Linked DNA regions of Homo sapiens: region 2 is linked to region 1. The links are chromatin loops, found by intact Hi-C in ENCODE. Cell type or tissue: gastrocnemius medialis. All regions are shown on one strand. Links, peaks and the distances in the headings refer to the core of each region. The heading gives the core; the rest is flanking DNA.

Region 1 (5,306 bases), core at 701-4,700:
TTTCAGGAAAAGGCAATTAAAATTCAAATTGAGGAATCTTCTGGAATTTGGCAAAGAGAAGCATTTAACATTAGCATTGAGATTTTTTTGTTTGTACTTTTTAAAATTAAATACTGTCAGTTTGTGAAACATAATCATGTGACTCTCAGAACTCTTGGACACTGTCACCTCATCAACAGAACACCTACCGTTTCATTCCACAAGAGTGGCAGAAGTTTCCAGAAGAACCTTCCCTACCAATGGAAAGAAGCTACTGCATACCACACAGCAACATCTGCGATATGGTCATAAATTCCGCAGTGTTCCCAAGTTGTAATGAAGAGTTTAATATATGTGCTTTTTATTATTCTACTAAGAATATATCCTAATTCAACATGTGCGTGAAATTTTCACATGTTCGTGAAAACAGGAGCTCTCATACTTGATTGTGCATGGGAATGTACAGGAAATTTTAAAACAGCTAGAGAGTCTGATAAAATTGGCTTGGAATGGTCTGGGTAGCAACATTGTTTTATCCTCCCAAAGATTCTAATGCACAACGATAGTTGAGAATCACTGGCATAAAAGACAGAAAGAAGACTGTAAGATTCATGCTATAGTCAAAATAAAAAGAATGGGAGGAGTGTCTTCATTCACTGTTAGGGTTTTGCCTACCTGCATGGCTACAAAGTTCTAAGATACCAATAGATCCCAAATTTAACTGCAAGCAAGTGGTTCCCTAAAATCAGTGACCAACTGCATGATCATACTTGGTGTCTGAAGCCAATTGCAGCAAATATCAGCAACACTGTTCCAAAGCAAAGATTCTTAACCTGAGGATGGAATTCAGGTGATCTGTATAGGAAACTCACATAGGAAAATAAGTTGCATCTTTACTTTTAGTAACATGTCACAGAAGTTCAACATGTCCTTCCCTTATGAGCACAGGCAACAGAGCACAGTAGTATTGGCAGTTCTTGATAATTTGCACCCACCGGTATTTTCATGTCACATTTCAGTTTGGGCTATTATCTCAAAATACCATTTGCAGACATCACTACTTTGACATTACTGTTGCTTAATCGGCCTGCTGTTAAATCAAGCTATTTAATGCAATAATGATGATGCACCTGTGTTAGTTACTATATCACGACTTGAGGACTTCCATAATTGCATTCCAATAAAACTGATTCTGATTTAATTGTATTTTATGCATTTCACAACATTCTTCTGAGAAACAGTCTAATTGCTTTACCAGAGCCAGTGTGGTCCGTAGCACAGGAAACGGCGAGAGCCGGCTGGAGGACCGTGCCCTGGCACATTTGCATCGCAGGCCACCCCCAGGAAGAGCGCACCCTGACCAGAGCTGAGTCTTGTTTTGCCCTGCATTTCCGCAGATAAGATTTGGCCTGAAAAGCAGTTCAACTCAGCGGAGAATAAGATGGGCTTTCTCTTTCTCCTCAGCTGCCTCTTTCTCTTGGCATTTTGGAGTGCCCCGACTGCCAGGCCGGTAACTCGAGCCTCCAAATTAATCAAAACACACAGCACCCAGTTAAAGCCCAGGCAGACAAGCCCAGGAGCCAGACGCGCTCTCCTCTGGTGACCCCCGGGCCACAACTCCCCAGCTGGGCCCGCCACCACCCCTTGAATGCCACGCTCCCTCCACTGCCCCTCCCAGGCAGGTGCCGGGGCCCCGGGACAGCGGTTGCCCCACCTATGGGCGCCTTACCTGTGGGGACGCCCGCAGCGCCAGGAGCTGCCGCCTTGCCACCCCACGGGACGCGCACCTCCAGCCCCAATCCACCCGCGCCCCGCTGCCTCTTCGCGGCGCTCTCGCAGCCAAGCCCGGCGGCCGCAAGTTGGAGGCGGGCTGGAGGCGGGGAACGCGGACCGCCGCGGGCGCGGGGAACAAGCGGGGCCTCCCGAGTGCAGACGCCCGGCGCGCCTCCCGCTTAATCTGGGCAGGGCCGCTGGCCACTCCCTCCACCCTGCGCAGCCACCTCCCCACCGCGCAGCCACCTCCCCACCGCACACCCCCAAACGCCCCACCTCCGACCGCACCCCACTTCCCCGCCTGGGCCCCCGGACCTTGGGAGCATCACCTCCTTAACCCCTTACCCTGGATCCGCGCCCACCTGCCCCTCAGGCGCCCAGCCCTTTCTCGCCTCCTGGGCACGATGCCCGGGTAGAAGGGACACTGCCTGGTAAGTTGGGAGGGAGGGGGTATGAGGGCGGGACCTGAGCCACGTCTTCCCTCCCTTGAAGCCACAACCAAAAAGCCTGGGTGGGGAGGGACGAACCGCGCGACCGAGCCCTACAAAACCCGCCCCGGCCGAGTGGCGAGGCGAGCTTTCCAGCCGGGCTCCCAGAGCCGCGCTGCGCAGGAGACGCGGTGGCCTGAGAGCCTGAGGGTCCCCGGACTCGCCCAGGCTCTGAGCGCGCGCCCACCATGAGCGCCCGGACCGCCCCCAGGCCGCAGGTGCTCCTGCTGCCGCTCCTGCTGGTGCTCCTGGCGGCGGCGCCCGCAGCCAGCAAGGTGAGTGGGGGCTGCGCGACCCCCACCCCCGCACTTCCATCCCTCCTCCACGCGTCCGGGGGACGCGCTGGCCCCACCCGCAGCGGCGCGGTAGTGGAGCGGCTGCCGGGCTAGTGGCGAGGCTGAGGGCTTCACGCAGGTCCCGGGACAGGCAGCGAGCGGAAGGGAGCAAGCGGGGATGCCCCGGAACAGGTGGAATGCGCGGGGCTGGGGGAAGAGGCGAGGAGGGGGCTTGTCCAGTGCCTAGGAGTCAGGGATGGCGGGGACAGGCCTCCAGAGGTCAGTAAATTAAAAAATAGACACATAGATAATCGCCAGGGATGATACGTGAGAACACCGGATGTGGAGATGCACGGTGTCACGCTGGTGAATCAAATCAAGCAGCTTGGCCCAGCGCACAGAGGGCTGGCAGGAGACACCTGCAGGGAGTCCCAGCCGCCACTTCCTAGCTGGGACGTCACACTAAACCCTGACCTCTCTGGGGCTCAGTTTCTTCCTTGCAAAACTTGCCCTCCAGTTTTCCTTTGCTATTGTTGGGAAAAGCAAATGCTATCACTGAAAAATTAAGAGCACCTTAGAAATCGAACTCAGGTTAGAATCATTTAAGCAATCTGACACTTTGATTTGATTTTTGACTTGGAATTTGAGTGAAACTGGATTTATTTAAATCCATCCCATATTTCTTATTCTTTGCCATTAAATAGAAATTGATTGTCCTCAAAACGATTGTGCCTCCTAGAGTTGACTCACTTGATTTTACCTTGTGAAAGTAAACTTTAACTTTTCAGATACTTGTTATTTTTACACTTTAAAAAGTTGATTTGGGTGATAACGTGGCATAGGAAATTTCATTTCCAAGGATGAGCAGATGTTTTTACAAATGTTATCATTGAGATTATGATTGGAAATTAACGGTCACATAAATATTTATATATGTTACATGAAAAGAATTTTAGAACCTATGGTCACATATAGGTTCTATATGTTTTTCCTATTTAAATTAAATGAAGACATTGCAGACATTATAGGTGAAACTAAAGCCCTCTCTGACACCCCCCATACCTCTCCCCATTTCCTTGTCTTCCAAGAGGTGTCCACTTTCACCACTTTCATATTTCATGTAGTTTTCCAAACATTGTCCATGAATTTACACACACACATATGAACCCACAAACATATATGTATGTTTTTGTTGGCCTTTTAACATAAATGATACTGTGCTGTATTCCTTTGCAACCTGTAGACCAGTCCATGTCAGTATTTAAGATCCTCCTGTTTTTCTTTTTGCTTTGTTGCACAGTATTTCACAATATGCCAAAGTTAATTGAACCATTTCCCTATCAGTTTACATTTAGATTATTCACTGTTTCACATTCTAAAGGACATTTGTAATCTATGTAATCTGTTTGTGTAGCTGGTTCTAACAAAAATGCACTTTGCATACATTAGGAATTCCCAGACCAGGTATTTAAATGCTACTAGGCATGATAGATAAAACTCAGTGGGGATTATCTACCAGCTTTAACCAGGACAAATAAATCCAAAAAAGCAAAATCCTAAAGGAAATGTGTGTTGTGGGGAAGCCTGGAGAAGAGATCCAGAGCAGGGTTTGCACATGTTTCTGAATTTAGAAGAACAGGAATGAGATTGGGAAGGGGTGGAAGAATTGTACTTATGTGAGGATCAGCCTGAAAAAGTAATGCTTGGGGACCATGCAAACTCTAGTTATACCATTTTCAATTCTGTTGTTACATTCCTTTGTTATTTTTACATGTAAACTTTTCTGTTTTGAGTTTGGCCAAATCTTGGTGACTTCTTGCTGAAATTAATCCATTTGTATTGTTTTTCTCATCACTTGAAGTAAGTCTTTCATTAACAAGTTTTCAGGATTATCATTTCCAGTGTACCTGCTGGGTTAGAGAGAAAATATGCCAGTAAAATAATGAAATGTGCCTTCATCTTGTAGAAAAAGGAATCACAACGTTCACTGATAATCGGGCAATGTGCACCAACATGGCTCCCTTCACAGAGAAACTCTGCTGTTGGGCAAGGCTGTTGACCACTCTGAGCCTCAGTTTTCTCATGTGTAAAATGAGAGTTGAAACCCCAGTGGGGCCAGCAGGTGAAGTAAGGAGTAAGGCAATGGGGTAAGAGAGACTCTTCAGAACCTAGTTGTTAGCATGCTAGAATTCAAGCCCAATTGTGCCAGCATCACTTCAAGAGAGAAGTTGGGAATCCAGTTTTTATTAGAAACTTCTCAAATTCTAAATATTAGCAACTAAGCCAAAACTTTACAAAAACATAGTGTGGGCCAAACAATGTATAAGTGAGAGCTAAATGTAACTTTGGAGCCATTATATTTTATTATTTTTGTTCTACTCCAGTTAAGGATGTGTTTCGCTCCAATTTATTCAGTTTTACTTTAGCATTTCTCAAAACAGGGAAATAGCAGCGGTGTTGACTCTACATGCTAAGTTTGTTTAGACGGGGTGGAACTGTCCACCCACACAATTTGGACTGATGTGCCGAGAATTAAATACCTCTGCTACTTTGCACAGGCATCCAGTTCCAGGCTGGCTGCCCAGCGCATCCCCAGGTTTTATAGCTGTCAGGGCCCAGCTCACCCACTTGAAATAGGGCGGCACCTTGTTGTTGTCTCAGGCAATAGACCTGGGAGTGGAGGTATAGAAAGCCCCTTCTTTGATTTCTGGATAAGGTGATGTTCACACATTAAGATATCATGGTTTATCCTTCTTCTTGCCTTAGCATTCCAGACAGGGCAGCAATATGA
Region 2 (4,044 bases), core at 1-4,000, 64 kb after region 1:
TTAGTAGAGACGGGGTTTCCCCCAGTTGGCCAGGCTGGCCTTGAACTCCTGACCTCAGGTGATCTACCTGCCTCGGCCTCCCAAAGTGCTGAGATTATAGGCATGAGCCACCGCACCTGGCCTCTATCTTAATTTTTAATGCAATTTTTATATTGCCATAGAAAAAATATAATGAAGATAATTTGTACCAGGAATCACCAAGCTTTTCCCATAAAGAGCCACGTAGTAAATATTTTAGGCTTTGCAAGCCAAGAGGCAAAATGAAGGCTACTATGCAGATACCTATATAACAAGAGAGAAAATAAATATCCACAACATTTGTATTGATGAAATGCAAACTTATGGACATTGAGATTTAAAGTTTATATAATTTTCACATTACAAAATGTTATTTCTCTCTTAATTTTGTTTCAACCATGAAAAATATAAAAACCAGTCTTAGCTCATAGGCCGGATGGAAACAGGCAGAGGGCTGGATTTGTCCTGCAAGCTGCTGTCTGCCAAGTCCTGCATTATACAGCTAATTTCATGAGCTACTATGTTATGTTTTTCACTGGGATTTTACGTCCCATCATGAGGGGCACAGTGATAGGGTGAGAGGGGGAGAAACATACCCCTCCTCCCCCAGTGCCTTGTGGCCAGCAGAGCCCGTCAATAATGAAATACAGGCCGGGCACGCTGGCTCACGCCTGTAATCCCAGCACTTTGGGAGGCCGAGGTGGGTGGATCACTTGAGCTCAGGAGTTTGAGACCAGCCTGGCCAACATGGTGAAACCCCATCTCTACTGGAGAATCATTTGAACCTGGGAGGCAGAGGTTGCAGTCAGCCAATATTGCATCACTGCACTCCAGTCTGGGTGACAGAGCAAGACTCCATCTCAAAAAAAAAAAGAAGAAGAAGAAATGCAACACTGCACCTGAGAATATGACTGACCCTGGGTCAGACTGTCTCACCTGAATTCAGATCCCCACTCCCCATGTTCCTTACTATCCTTAGCCTCTCAAAATCCTAGGTTTCTCATCTATTAGATGGAGCTTATAACAGTACCTCCCTTACAGAATTGTTGTAAGATATAATGAGATAATATGAGACAGCCAGCACTGAAAGTGCTCAAAACATACTGAGATCATTACAGTGCTGATGGAAGTTCATTTCCTCTACCACCATCCTGATCAAGGGATCCCGTGGAGCCTATTTTTCTTACATGAATAGTGAAGTTTTCTCAGTCTTTCTGCATTCAAAACCTTTTAGGGGGTAAAAAGAAAAGAAAAAAAAAGGAACCTGGAGTTAATGATTATAGGTATACTTACCATTCTCTGCATTGCATAAGACGGGCAAAATTTTCTTACCATATTATTTATTCTCAAATGTACCAGAGAGCCCTCACTGCACCGTCTTTGTCAGAGTTAGTAATCTGTATGCTTGCTGTCATCCAGAAAATCAAAAACGGGTGGCTGGCTTACATGTCTAGACTAGTGATGTGTCTCTGGACGGGAGTTGAGGGATAGGAAGTGGCAGCTGCAGTGAGATTTCTTTGATGTCCAAGGGTGGTGACAGCAGCTTCAGGGCGGGGCAGGCGGGGGCATCCCGCAAAGCAGTCCATGGGTGTCATTCTTCTTCACTGGAGGGCATGGTGCCAGGGCACATGGTTGGTTGCTTAAGGCAGACACGGGCAGAGGCGGCCCTGCAGAGGACAGCTCGTGGCGTCTGTCTGGCACGGTTTGGCTATACTTGGTCAGCTCTTCTTTTCACACACAAAAACTTTCCCCTCAGGCTATTGGCTGGGCAGAGGGACTGGCAGGGTCAGTAATCATAATGCAAAATCAACAGACCTGCTCAGTAGGGTGTTAACCAGCTGTGAACGGTGCCAACTCCCCCTGCTATTAAACCAGGCTGGGCTGGGCTGGGCTGCGGGAGAGAGATTGGAGAAAGGCAGGGCAGGCCACGTCTGTTTCACCAGCATGCACAGGAACGAGCATGCTGGCTGTTGACAGTAGAGAGAGAAATAGTCAAGATTATTTGGAAATTATGTTCTGGTCTATTAATAAAAATGCATGTGCATATTTCCTGATCCTTTTAACGAACAATAAAAATGGATGTGTTTAATGAGATCCTTCATGAGTTTTAAGGATAAAAAGATAATTGTTTACAGTGCTAGGGGGATATAAGGAATTGTGAGACACCGTTCCCACCTGCAGTTTAGGGAAAGTGATAAACCCTCAACTCAGGAGCACCTAATGATCCATGTCAAGTCAATGAGTTAGTAACAGCCTACAGTAACAGCCCTCAGTGTATCCTATGAACTCTTCTAAGGGCTTACCTGTGCTAACCAATCTGACCCCATTTCACAGATGTGGAAACCGAGACACCTGAGACTGCCTAGACTCACAGAGGTGAGGTGGCAGAGCTGGGATTTAGACCCAGGAAGTACGTCTCTGGAACTGGTGCCCTTCACCCTGTACCACTTTGCCTCATAAGAGAAAGCGATGTGCAGGTGAGACATGGGTGGCACACGGGCACTGCGAGAATTGAGATCAAGAGAAGAGTGTGAGACCCAATTGATCCGCACTCCTGGAAGGCTTGCTGCCTTTGTGTAATATATTTGATCTGGCACCTTTCTTGGATAAGCATCAAGTACCATTGGGGTCTCTAACCAATATTTTGTTAAATAAAACATTGTAATGTGTCTGTGCTCTTAGGCAAATGATATTTGGTTAATCAACCAATATAGTCAGTGTACTCTAATAATACTATTAACAAATATGAGTTAATTCATTTATTGTTTGTTAGAGATAGATAACAGCAGTCTCTCACCCTTGCTCTTAGATTCAACACCAGTTCTTTGGCACTGGACAAGGGACTTCAAGAGGAAATGTCAGGGAGGAAGGTGGCTAGTGCAGACTGATGGAAGAAAGGATCAAACAATAGTTGTGGATGTCCTTTGGCTTGGAATCTTGAAAAGGAGAAAGGGGAGTCCCCCAGTGACTGAGTCCTTATTGAGTGCAGGGTACCAGGCAGGCTAGTGACAGCATCTCAACTCCTTACAAAAACACTGCAAGGTACATCCTAGTATCTCCCTTGACAGATGGGGGAACCTGGAAGGATTAAGAAATTTCCCGGCCGGGCGCGGTGGCTCACGCCTGTAATCCCAGCACTGTGGGAGGCCAAGGTGAGTGGATCACGAGGTCAGGAGATCGAGACCATCCTGGCTAACAGGGTGACACCCTGTGTCTACTAAAAAAAATACAAAAAATTAGCTGGGCGTGGTGGTGGGCGCCTATAGTCCCAGCTACTCGGGAGACTGAGGCAGGAGAATGGCGTGAACTCGGGAGGTGGAGCTTGCAGTGAGCCGAGACCGTGCCACTGCACTCCAGCCTGGGCAACAGAGCAAGACTCCATCTCAAAAAAAAAAAAAAAAGAAATTTCCCAAAGCTCCAGTTTGTAGCTACAATGCTGGGAGTAGACTCAACATAGATGGGTCCGTATATATTCAGTAGGTCCATACATACATGGCCTGTGATTTCTGGAATTCCAAACCTTTTTGGATTCTCTACAATGAAAGTTTATTTTGCATTTTAAGTAAGGCCGTAAAACAGAAATGCAACTGTGAAAAAGAATGATTTCCACAAGTTTAACTACTTAATATTCAAAAGTGCTAAAACATCATGTAATCTCGGGTCATTTCCTGATGGCAGGAGGGGGTTTAAAAGCCATAATATTATTATTAAGAGCTTTCTGTTCATGACAAATGATTTTGTATTCCATTAAGATATGAGGAAACTATGGGGTAATTTATTGCTGGAAGGAGAAAAATCATAAAAATGTTGCTTAAGAAATATCCATTAGTTATGCTTCCTTAATAGTTAGCCTTTGGCCATCCTGGTTTTTTATGTGATTTAACAGTTGAATAGTAATGAATGGGTTATTACTATTAAAGTAACCATAGTGTTTCAAAAAAATGGGTCCAACAATGTAGATGGATTAAAATCAATGAGAATAAAAATATGGACTCTGTATCTTTTAAATTAAATAATTCATTTGAA

Evidence for each region. Peaks named below come from ENCODE experiments on the same cell type or tissue, not always from the same donor. Only the 100,000 strongest peaks of a DNase experiment are listed, where the experiment ranks them.
Region 2: a loop joins it to region 1, with 4 times the contacts of the local background. A loop is called at or near these places in 4 of 110 quality-filtered maps.

The regions. Positions count from the first base shown.
Region 1 is chr2:227,162,299-227,167,604 of GRCh38, forward strand. COL4A4 (collagen type IV alpha 4 chain) reads right to left here and starts at 1,907. Exons shown (of 48, transcript NM_000092.5): 1 at 1,709-1,907. COL4A3 (collagen type IV alpha 3 chain) reads left to right here and starts at 2,326. Exons shown (of 52, transcript NM_000091.5): 1 at 2,326-2,515. The coding sequence starts at 2,429. RefSeq lists enhancers at 1,234-2,135, 1,410-1,509 and silencers at 1,780-2,159, 2,380-2,559. In gastrocnemius medialis, for the core only: no CTCF peak of the experiment used is centred there; DNase peaks (open chromatin) are centred at 1,993, 2,203 and 2,893; H3K4me3 peaks cover 2,435 bases; H3K27ac peaks cover 4,000 bases.
Region 2 is chr2:227,226,648-227,230,691 of GRCh38, forward strand. All of the region lies in intron 1 of COL4A3 (collagen type IV alpha 3 chain), which reads left to right. It overlaps MFF-DT (MFF divergent transcript), which reads right to left. Exons shown (of 14, transcript NR_102371.1): 11 at 1,834-1,985; 12 at 1,123-1,245. Among named protein-coding and RNA genes, the nearest start is that of COL4A3, 64 kb to the left of the region's middle. In gastrocnemius medialis, for the core only: no CTCF peak of the experiment used is centred there; DNase peaks (open chromatin) are centred at 764 and 1,624; H3K27ac peaks cover 3,053 bases.